3 separate regions of the Homo sapiens genome follow, and regions 1 and 3 are each linked to region 2. A link is an interaction called in ENCODE POLR2A ChIA-PET data of the cell type or tissue named here. Cell type or tissue: endothelial cell of umbilical vein. All regions are shown on one strand.

What was found. Peaks named below come from ENCODE experiments on the same cell type or tissue, not always from the same donor. Only the 100,000 strongest peaks of a DNase experiment are listed, where the experiment ranks them.
Region 1: POLR2A ChIA-PET joins it to region 2 with 8 read pairs; 3 of 35 experiments call an interaction of 5 or more read pairs at or near these places.
Region 3: POLR2A ChIA-PET joins it to region 2 with 5 read pairs; 3 of 35 experiments call an interaction of 5 or more read pairs at or near these places.

The regions. Positions count from the first base shown.
Region 1 is chr6:138,721,814-138,725,813 of GRCh38, forward strand. CCDC28A-AS1 (CCDC28A antisense RNA 1) reads right to left here. Exons shown (of 3, transcript NR_161205.1): 3 at 3,402-4,000. Among named protein-coding and RNA genes, the nearest start is that of NHSL1-AS1, 32 kb to the left of the region's middle. RefSeq lists an enhancer at 968-1,618. In endothelial cell of umbilical vein, a CTCF peak has its summit at 2,339 (motif pointing right); DNase peaks (open chromatin) are centred at 1,448 and 2,328; H3K27ac peaks cover 1,185 bases.
Region 2 is chr6:138,598,926-138,602,925 of GRCh38, forward strand. It overlaps a transcript of NHSL1 not described here. Among named protein-coding and RNA genes, the nearest start is that of NHSL1-AS1, 91 kb to the right of the region's middle. In endothelial cell of umbilical vein, no CTCF peak of the experiment used is centred here; a DNase peak (open chromatin) is centred at 2,406; H3K27ac peaks cover 1,616 bases.
Region 3 is chr6:138,670,783-138,674,782 of GRCh38, forward strand. It overlaps a transcript of NHSL1 not described here. Among named protein-coding and RNA genes, the nearest start is that of NHSL1-AS1, 19 kb to the right of the region's middle. In endothelial cell of umbilical vein, no CTCF peak of the experiment used is centred here; no DNase peak of the experiment used is centred here.

The sequences.
Region 1 (4,000 bases), 120 kb after region 2:
GTTTTTCACACTGGGGGTGCGGTAGATGAAGTAAATAAATATGTGCATCTCTTAGAACCAAATATGGGGATTTTCCAAGCTCTACCACTCCCTGCCCCACCCCTTTCCTTCTGAATTTACGACGTACATTTTGGAGACAGTTCTAGATTATTTCTAATTTTTGTAATTAAAATTACTTAATGGTATTATAAACTACAGAAAAGCTACTACTATCTTTATTCAACTGATTTCCTCAAAATAGAAGAGACTTTTGAACTACAGGCAGGGTTTACCTGCTATGAAAGGGCCCAATATCCATCTGTGGGTATTTTAAGGCCTCTGTACACCTGCCAGATCAAAGTTCTCATGCCCCTGGGATTAAGTTAGTAGTTGGTCATCACACGTAGAATTGTATAATTTAGGGCATAGGGTGGGGTCACCCAGGGGCTAACTCAGGGAAAAAAAACCCCACAGATATGGAGGGAAAAAAGACCTCATAGAGCCATCATGCAGTTATATTTCAGGGACTTTGGAGTAAGATTTCACTGCAGCAAGTTTATGCTGATTTTCTTTTAAAAATTAATAACTGGATTAAGATACATCCTACTGCCAGTTATAAATGCAAATATATGACTTGGGAGGGGCAACACATTTATTCAGCAACATCCCCATACACTTTAAAGTTTACTTGGATTAGTAAATTAGAACAGTGGAGCAAACGAACTATTCATTTGACTTTCAGGTTGCTAATTCTTTAATTGCATTAATTAAAAACTAGTACAACCATGAACTTACATTCACTTCCCCAAAAGTATTTAGTCAATCAGTCACGTAATAGTTTCACAAATGTGGGCAAATTAACTCATCTAGTTTGTAAAAATAAAGTTACTACCTCACCAGGTGATTGTTCACATGAACATGTGTGAACCACGTAGCAACACAGAAAGTCTCAGATCCCAGGTATCCTGAGCACCAAGGTCTGCTAACTTATTCTAGGGCAGTAGAACAATAATCTGGAATTTTTCCAAATTCTGCTATTAGCTCTGTTGAAGGCCTCTGGGGCTCTCTCAACTCTCACAGCTATACTGACTGCAACCATCTCGGAGACATGTAACAGGTCTGCTGACTTCAAACCCCAAGCCCTTAGTCATTTACCATTGCTATACTGTCTTGGCATAGCATAAAAGTCTCTAGAGAGATATGACACAGAGCCCTTTCCAGGGAAAGGCACATTTATTAGTCCTAGGACCAAAGTTTCTGCCAGATATTCATCTACTCTGTGAGCTGGGCTAGACAAGGTAGAAACCACAAGTATGTCTTCCCTTTAGGCTCAGAGCAAAGTCAGGGCATCTTTTCTCATAAGCTTGGGGCTTAGACAGTAAAGTCACAGTCCAAAGAGAAAACAAACCCTCTTAAAGCTCTGCAGGGAACTTTATGAGAGGGAAGATGACTCAGCACAAGAGAAAGAGTGTGTTGATGCCTTTGTTCCTCCAGAATGATGGCCTCATTGTGTTCCTGTGTTCTTGACATCTTTGATGTGTCCTTTAATGCTGGCCAGTGCAAGATGTTAGATTATGGGGACACGGTGGTGGGGAGGGTGCTGTGGTCAACATATGCTTTCAAGGCTCCATCTACTTTCAACTTCCTCAGTACATGTTCATCCTTCCCTCCTATGAAGTCTTTTTTTTTTTTTTTTTTTTTTTTTTTGAGACAGAGTCTTGCTTTGTTGCTCAGGCTAGAATGCAGTGGCACGATCTCGGCTTATTGCAACCTCCACCTCCCGGGTTCAAGCGATTCTCCTGTCTCAGCCTTCCAAGTAGCTGGGATTACAGGTGCCCGCCACCATGCCCGGCTAATTTTTATATTTTTAGTGGAGATGGGGTTTCACCATGTTGGCCAGGCTGCTGTGACCTCAGGTGATCCAACTGCCTCAGCCTCCCAAAGTGTTGGAATTACAGGTGTGAGCCACCGCACCTGGCCCCTCCTGTGAAGTCTTGTAACACAACTTATTCTTATGTTCAGATCTCATTATTTTTATGGGAATAGCTTTTCTCCTTAGGTCGATTATAAATTATTTGAGGACAGGATGCACAGATTAGAAGTAGACTGTGAAGGCAACAAATACTTGCTAATGTTTGTCATTGATAAGATAAGGGAAAAGTGTATTTGATAAAAGAGGTAACTCCTACCTGGTGTAGGAGTTTGGAAGCATTCTTACAAATCAAGAAATGTTGAAGAAAAATGTCTAGAGGTGTCACTAGACTAGGAAAGTGGGTCAGGAAGCATGAGAAAAACAAGATATTCACTAGAAGAGGAAGTGGATTTTGAGGCCAGGAATAAGGTCAGTGCTGCAGACACTGCAGGAATAACCACAAGAGAAATTCCAGCCAGGAGGGGCCGCCCATGCCTGGGGAGCATTTAGCGGGTAGATCCACATTTGAACTGTTCCTCAGGGCCTCTTCTGTGGCATTGGAGAATATCACTGTAGGACTTTGGACTATTGTGATTTGTCTATTGCAAAACATATGCATAGAGTCGTTTGTTTATCTCTAAACAAAGCTTGATTTTACTATACTGCAATTATTGAACTTGCAAGGGGAGTTCATACCAGTTTACTACACTATCCCATGGACAGTTTTCTCAGGTTTTGGCTCATGCCAAAGCACATGATTTTGGAGTAAAAAAAGACTCTGTCATTTCAACTTTCTAAGCCTAGTTTCCGCTCTTCCGAAATGGGAATATTTCTCATCTCAACAAGGTGTTGCTTTTAACACCTTACCAGAGATACATAATAGACCCTTCATGAGTATTAGTTTCCTTCCTGTCTTTATGCCATAAGTATATCTGGCAAGATGATTATAACTTGAAACATTAGTGCATATTTAAGCCATAATAAATGTTTCCTAGAAGAAAGCAAAGGAAATAGCCTGAAACTTCAGAATCACTGAAGGAAGCCCAAGAAGGCATTTAGTTACTTTAGTATTGCTCTTCTAAACAGATGACCTATGACACAAAGCAAACTATCTTTCAATTAAGTTATTTTTGTTTTATGATGCATTCAGTTTTCATAAAATCAACTCTAGGAATTAGTTTATTTCCTCCCATGAAGAAAACAATTTTTTGATTTCTATAAAAAAATTATATCTTTTATATCTATATCATAAATAATTTTAATTTTAAATGCTGTTTAAAAGTAATTTTAACTGGCATTTTCATTGGCTGATACTTACAATCTTGACAATTTGATTTTGCTTATATTGACACATATTTCTAACTATCCGTTTAGATATTCTCCTAAGGTCTCTTACCACATCAAAAGGATATATAAACAAGTATTCTTTTAAAACAAAACTGAGAATATAGTAATCATGTTACTATCTATATGTATCTCATAACATGATGTTGATGTTGTAAAACTCAAATACACACAGTAAAATTTATTTTAAAAAAAACCAAAACTGAGAAAACAGCAACCAATAATTTTTTCTTGGTCCTAAAAAGAGCGAACACAAACATATCATTTTTCTATGCATGCATAATAAACACCTTTACTTTTTTCGACGTGGTTAACAGTCACTAATAAAGTCAGAGGATATTGATGATATATATATGCACATATATATAATTATATTAAAAAAGGAAATGTCTATTTCAGGCCCAAATTATTATCTGTTAATAATAATCATTAGTAAATAAGAAAAGGTACTTCAATCAACAAATACTAACTGAGCTTCTATTATATACCGAGCACATAGTGCTGGCTCCTATAAATCTGGGTGTGAATGAGACCCCTTATTTCTTACTAGTTATACTGTATATTTACAAATGATTGAATCATATATGCTTTATTTTTTACTGCATTAAAACACATGTACTTCTTAAAGCTTAATATTTAAAAAAATGAATTTTATCAGAAAAATAAATCAACAAAGAAGCCAGAGGGTTGGGTCAAAATGTTTCTCAGCTGTAAGAGCTCCTAGATTGATAGCCAATAAGCTATCTGGAAGTCATTCTCTTCCTT
Region 2 (4,000 bases):
CATATGTTTCTAAACATTAGACTGCAAAAAGTGCAAGAGTCCAAGGTCAGAGCTTAGGGCCTGGAGATCCATCAGATTCCCTGTTTAATCATCAGCAAGTCACCTACTCTCTGTGTGTCCAAGTCATCTAGCTGTAAAATTTGGATCCTATTTGTCTGTTACCTCTTGACCCAGGCACAGAGTATAACCTAAGAAAACATTCTGAGCTACCTAATTGTTTTGGATTCTATTACATATTTTTTTCAAAACAAATTCTACATAATTTAGTGTTTTATGGTAACCAGTACAATATAAAAAAATGTAAGGCCAGGCGCAGTGGCTCATGCCTGTAATCCCAGCACTTTGGGAGGCCAAGGTGGGTGGATCACCTGAGGTCAAGAGTTCGAGACCAGCCTGGCCAATATGGTGAAAGCCCATCTCTACTAAAAGTACAGAAATTAGCTGGGTGTGGTGGCAGGTGCCTGTAATTCCAGCTACTTGGGAGGCTGAGGCAGGAGAATCACCTGAATGCAGGAGACTGAGGCTGCAGTGAGCCGAGACTGCACCATTGCACTCCAGCCTGGGGAACACAGCAAGTCTCCGTCTCAAAAAAAAACAGAAAGATTTAGAACTCTTTAAGGTCTTTTTCTCCTTATATAACATATGCAGAAATAATGGTGCTATTGAAATTAGAATGGACCAAGTGTATAACCCAGATACACAAGAAACTTCCAGTTTCTCATTCAGTGCTTGAGATACCTTAAGATGATCAAATCACAAATGCTCAGTTAAGTCCAATCAGATCTCAAGGCAAGATCTCAGGCAGGGTCAGCTTAGTACCTATAGAAGGCATCAGAAAGTAACTTTCCAATGTCACCTAAATGCCTTCCCTGTTGGTGCTGAGAGATTTCAGGATACAAGGAAGAATGAAGTACCTTTAAAATGAAGCAGGCCGGGCATGGTGGCTCATGACATGACTGTAATCCCAGCACTTTGAGAGGCCGAGGCGGGTGGATCACCTGAGGTCAGGAGTTCGAGACCAGCCTGGCCAACATGGTGAAACCCCATCTCTACTAAAAAAATACAAAAACTAGCTGGGCATGTTGGCATGCATCTGTAGCTCCAGCTACTAGGGAGGCTGAGGCAGAAGAATTGCTTGAATCCAGGAGGCAGAGGTTGCAGTGAACCAAGATTGCACCACTGCACGCCAGCCTGGGCAACAGAGCAAGACTCCATCTCAAAAAAAAAATATTAATTAATTAATTAAAATGAAGCAACACAGAGGTATTTTAAGGTCCACTCAGTGCTTTCTTTTCTGTTCTTTTATTTTCTTTTTCTTTTCTTTTCGAGACCAGTTCTCACTCTATTGCCCAGGCTGGAGTGCAGTAGCACAATGATGGCTCATGGCAGCCTTGAACTCCTGACCTCAAGGGATCCTCCTGCCTTAGCCTCCTAAGTAGTTGGGACTATAGGCATGAGCCTGGCAACCTTCCTTCAATTTGAACTAGCAATGCCTACTGCAAAAATTTAAGTGTTTATCAGCACTGTAAAGGGTCATTAAACTTTAGGTTACTGAGTGAAAAAACCAAAGAACATTCTTTCCAAATGCTTTTAAACTTTTATTTTACCTTTTACTTTGTAACCAAAAGAGAACATTGCTCAAAAAAATCAATTATAATCCTTGCTTCCCTGGGTTTAAGCCATTTGTTTTTCATGAAATTACTATCAATTTAAATGAAAAATAATATTAATACCTTTTAAATTCAGAGCTATACTTAAAATTTTCTTAATGTCGTTGCTAAACCAACACTTAGATCTTACTATCCCTATTAGAGCTTATAGTCTGGCAATTATAGGGATCAAACACTTTAATTTGTGAGAGAAGAAACTCATGTTTTAAAATAACCCTAACCTCCAATATTTCAACATGTTCTTTAGAAAATTCATCCCACAAAAATGGCCACTTCATTCTGTAACATGATATATCTACAAAAATCACTGTGTGTCAGAATACAATAACCACTTGGAAAGGGCTGCCTGCATTTCTAAATCATGTGTAAATCATTTGAAAGTATTTTCTCATAATGATTATGAAAGCATTAAATTCAATAGAAAACAAAGGATTCCATTCAAATGTATGTCCCTTCATTTACTTTTTAAGGTACTAAATGTATAAAATAGAATCTGGATTAACTGGAAAGAAATGAACATAAAATCTGGTTCCACTATAAATCTGAATCACTTATCCCAGAACTTTCTTCTAAAGTAAAACTCACCAGGATTGTTGGGAATCTTTTGATTATACTCCCTGGCCTGACTTTATTTAAATAACTCTTTAATTCTGACATAGCAACCATATTCATTGTTATTTTTTAAATCTGTTATGTTCTCCAGTCCCAAGCTAAACCAACACTTAGATCATTCAGGAAATGTAAAACACTGCTGGCAATCTGTTAGAAAACCCTTTAACCTTTTGTTACACATTCAGCACCATCCCTAGACACTTGTGTGGCTATTGCTCAATTGCACCTGTTATGCAGAAAACTCATACAAGAGGAGTACTATTTTAAAAAATTTACTCTTAGGTGAATCTAAAATGATTAATACTGATTATAAGAGTTTTTCTTGCCCGGGCACGGTGGCTCATGCCTGCAATCCCAGCACTCTCGGAGGCCGAGGCGGGCGGATCACAAGGTCAAGAGATCAAGACCATCCTGGCCAACATGGTGAAACCCTGTCTCTACTAAAAAAGCAAAAGTTGGCTGGGTGTAGTGGCACGCACATGTAGTCCCAGCTACTCGGGAGGCTGAGGCAGAAGAATCGCTTGAACCCGGGAGGTGGAGGTTGCAGTGAACCGAGATCACGCCACTGGATTCCAGCCTGGCGACAGAGCGAGACTCCATCTCAAAAAAGAAAAAAAAAGTTTTTCTTAAATCCAGCAACAGTATCACAAAAACTCAAGAATTTATTTAATAACAAAAACAAAAAACTAAGGCTAAAGAATAAGAAAATGTACACACTTTAACTTTTTCATTGAAAGATCTATCAGACTGCAAACCTATAAAGCCGATAAGTTTATCATTATTTCACAGGACTACAATGAGATAGCAGCATACAGAAAAATGGTAACTACTAATTAAGCTGGGATTTTTAAGATGTGAAGATGAAATATCAGGCTTATGTTTTTAAGCTTGTTATTTTGATATCACTATCAATTTACTAAAAGTTGTGTCAAATTTATAGAATAATTTGCAGGAGAATTGATATCTTTACTATGGTGTGTCTTCCAATCCATGAAATGATATGTCTCTCCATGTGTTCACGTCTTTGATTTTATCCATCAGCATTTTGTAATTTTCAGCATACAGATTTTGTATGTTTCATTAGATTTATACCTAAGTATTTCCTTTCTTATGTGCAAATACGGTTATTGTTTTCTGTTTTTGTTTTTGTTTTGAGACAGAGTCTCACTCTGTCTTCAGGCTGGAGTGTAGTGGTACTATCTCAGCTCACTGCAACCTCAATCTCCCAGGTTCAAGTTATTCTCCTGCCTCAGCCTCCGGAGTAGCTGGAATTACATGCTCCTGCCACCACGCCCAGCTAATTTTTGTATTTTTAGTAGAGAAGGGGTTTCACCATGTTGGCCAAGCTGCTCTCGAACTCCTGACCTCTGACGATCCTGCCCATCTCAACTTCCCAAAGTGCTGGGACTACAGGCATGAGCCACCATGCCCAGCCGGTTATTGTATTTTTAATTTCAGTTTCCATGGAAATGCAAATTTTGTTAGATTTACAAATGTTTGTTTCATCTAATTTTTTTTCCCAACAATATGGGGCATTTATCATTTCCCATGGATAAAGAGAATCCACTTGGAACTGAATATAGCATGCCTTTTGTTCTTTTCATCATTGGTAGGTGTAAGTGTTTAAAATTACATTCTCCTCATCAGATGCATTAAGAATCCATGCCTTCAAGGGACTGTGGTGTTGTGACAAATTAAAACAGAATTCCTTCCCGGAC
Region 3 (4,000 bases), 72 kb after region 2:
AACAAGCTCTTGCAAATGAAAAACCTGATAGCAAAAATGAAAAGCTCAGTAGAAGGACTGAAAAAGAAAGAATAAGAAATGGACCAGATAGGCCAAGCACAGTGGCTCAATGCCTGTAATCCCAGCACCCTGGGAGGCTGAGGAGGAAGGATTGCTGAGGCCAGGAGTTCAAGACGAGCAACACAGTGAGACTCCTACCTCTACAAAAAGTGTTTTAAAACTTAGCCAGGCATGGTGGTGCATGTCTGGAGTCCCAGATACTCCCAGGAGGCTGAGGCAGGAGGATCACTTGAAGCCAGGAGTTTGAGGCTGCAGTGCGCTATGAACACGCCACTACACTCCAGCCTGAGTGACAGAGCAAGATTCTATCTCTAAAAAATAAAATAAAAATAGGTCGGGCGTGGTGGCTCACGCCTGTAATCCCAACACTTTGGGAGGCCGAGGCGGGCAGATCACTTAAGGTCAGGAGTTCGAGACCAGCCTGGCCAACATGGTGAAACCCCGTCTCTACTAAAAAATTAGCCGGGCATGATGACGTGCGCCTGTAATCCCAGCTACTCGGGAGGCTGAGGCAGAAGAATTGCTTGAACCCAGGAGGCAGAGATTGCAGTGAGCCAAGATCGCGCCACTGCACTCCAGGCTGGGCAACAGAGCGAGAATCTGTCTCCAAAAAAAAAAAAAAAGATATCAGAGGCAGGGCTCCACCAAATGAAGAAGTAAACCAAGAAAGTGATTAGGGGAGACAGGCATCAGAAGAGAAAGGAAGTCTCTAGGATGACAGTGAAGGAGGTCACACAGATGGCTGAGAACCAGCCACGGAGGAACACTCATCTAGATTAGATTAAATCAGATTGGAAGGCTCTAGGAGTCATATCTCCAAGAAGACAAAACTCAGTGAATTCTTAAGGCAAAAAGAAGATACTGATAGGGTAGAGTTGAAAGTTGAAACAACAATAAACACATAGAAATATACACACCCCAAAAAGCCGTTATTTATGTCAGGAGAGACAAAAGTTGTAAAATAAAGGAAAAGCAATCGTGTTTGATGATGTGGCTCTGCTCGAATGGTGGACACTGCTTTAACGCTATACACACTGAATGCTGAACTAAACAAAGCAATGAAAGAGGATAGGGAAGATGTAGGATGGGAGGTATACCTATAGGGGGGTGGGTTGAGGAAGGAAAAAAGGGCTAAATCCTCATCTTGAGAGGTCAATAGATACCAATACTTAAAACTAAAAAACCACAAAAGAGCAAAAGGAGCGTAATGTTTGGAGATACAGAGGAAAATTTCTTTAAAATCAGCTAAAATTTCTGAATGACTACCCATGACCATTCACACTGGCTCATGCCCAGTGCTCGTGTCTGTGGCCATGCAGTCAGCTCATTCACCAAGAGAGACTGTATACAGCATGAAATGAAAACTTTTTCACCATAAATCCTCTACAACCATTGGGGAAAAAGTCAAAGAAGGCAGCTTAACAATCTCATAACAGTTACATCCTTGAATGCTAAGGAGAATACATTATTTTTTAAAGCGTGCAGTAACTATCAGTCAAGAAGGAATTTCATCGCTACCTCCTCCCTATGATTTTCTTTCCCCTTCATAGTTATTCCTCTGACCGCCCAGCACTCAACAATAAAACTAAAAATGGAATTAGGTAATTACTATCTATAACCCAGGAAAAAATTTTTTAAAAACCATAGTATACTAAAAGAACACTTCAGCTCAGTCTAGGTCTGTGAAGCCATCTGAGGGGCAATATGGTCTAATTCTAAAGTGGAATCAAGTACAAGCAGAATATCTGAGCAAAAGGAACATAATAGCTAATTCAGAACACTTTCCACTTCTTTTTGAAACAGACGTTCACCATATTTCAATTTCAAATACTACATTATGTCTCCTAAAACATGAGATATATTCCTTTTTGAGGACTTATAATAAAAATGTTTCAGCTGGGCGCAGTGGCTCACACCTGTAATCTCAGCACTTTGGGAGGCCGAGGTAGGCAGATCACGAGGTCAGGAAATCAAGACCAGCCTGGCCAACATGATGAAACCTTGTCTCTACTAAAATTACAAAAATTAGCTGGGCATGGTGGCACGCACTTGTAGTCCCAGCTACTCGGGCGGCTGAGGCAGGAAAATTGCTTGAACCAGGGAGGCAGAGGTTGCAGTGAGCCGAGATCGCACCACTGCACTCCAATCTGGGAGAGCAAGACTGTCTCATAGATAGCTAGATAGATAGGTAGATAGATAGATAGATAGATAGATAGATAGATAATGTTTCTAGATTATTTCTATTATCTCTCTTCTCCATTAGCTCAAATATCAAGAAAAAATGAATAACCAACTGGAATTCCTGTAACTTGGAATCCAGTAACTTGATTGGAATTTCACTGTAAAAACTGTATGATATTTTCTAATCATGCTAAATACTCACTTTTAGCTATTCATATATTTTCAATGAGAAAGTCTGAGGAATTTGCAAAGCAATACTTGGTGGGCGGGGGTGAGGGGGCAGTATTTAACCAGAAAAAAAAAAAAAAGACTCTTCTTATTTTGTCCTGCCCCATTAATATAAACACACATTTATGTAGCTAAGATTTAAGTGACTAGAACAGTTTCCCAGACTCAGCATTTTTTACTTCTTCTATTTCTTCATTTTTACAGCTACAAAAAAAAAAACAAAAAACACACAGTCAAGTTTCATTTCTGGCAACAGAGATAGGGAGGCCCAATTCCATATAACACAATCATTGCACAAGTCTAAAGGCTCTCACTGAATTTTTTTCAAGTTTAAGTTAAAAAACAGAAGTTAATTTTCACTTTGGAAATCGAACTTGAAAGAAAAATGTGACCTCTCATTACTTAATTCCTTCCAAGAAACTCCTTCTGGAACATAAATTGTTAAGACATGGCCACTTGGGGAAAACATTTTCAAGTCATGTTTGACATGTGAAGCTACATGGCACTTGACAGGAGTAATTTTTAACAAGCTCAAGTCTGTCTTTTCTTTACACGATTAACATGATTTAAAAACATGTACTTTACCAAAAGCTTGCAGGGTTCTATAAACATTCAGATCCTTTTACAAAGACTGCATAGTGCAAGTGGGAAGGGCTTTTAATGGTCAGCATGCTGTTTGTTAAAACACACATACACACCACAATCTTTAAACAGAAATTAAAGGTAAATGGATGCTCTCATAAAATTGAATGTTTTCTTGTATTTTATCAGTAGATAAATGGGATTACAGATACAAAGCTATAAACTAAGGTATGGTATTCAAAGCAAGGATAAAACTACATATACATGAAAATAATCATTTCCAGCAATAGAGCTAAGTAAAAAAAGCAACAAATTTTTTTTTTCAATTTTTAAAATATATCCTTTATTAGGTAAAAATTCTCCTTTTAATTTACTGAGAGTTTTTATGAGAAAAGGATGTTGAATTGTATTGAATGCTCTTTCTGCATCTGTTGATATAATTTTTTTAATTTTTTGAAGCGTGTAATTTGGTTATTTTATTGTGTGTTTTTTTTTAAGTTTCAGGGTACATGTGCAGGATGTGCAGGTTTGTTACGTAGGTAAGCATGTGCCATGGTGGTTTGCTGCACCTAACAACCCATCACCTAGGTATTAAGCCCAGCATGCATTAGCTGTTTTTCCTAATGCTTTCCCCTAGCCCTCCCTCGCACCACAGGCCCCAGTAAGTGTTGTTCCCCTCCCTGTGTCCATGTATTCTCATTGTTCAGCTCCCACTTATAAGTGAGAACATACAGCGTTTGGTTTTCCACTCCTGCATTAGTTTGCTGAGGATAATGGCTTCCCACTTCATCCGTGTCCCTGCAAAGAACATGATCTTGTTCCTTTTTATGGCTGCATAGTATTCCATGGTGTATACATGCCACATTTTCTTTATCCAGTCTATCACTGATGGGCATTTGGGTTGACTCCATGTCTTTGCTATTGTGAACAGTGCTACAATGAACATATG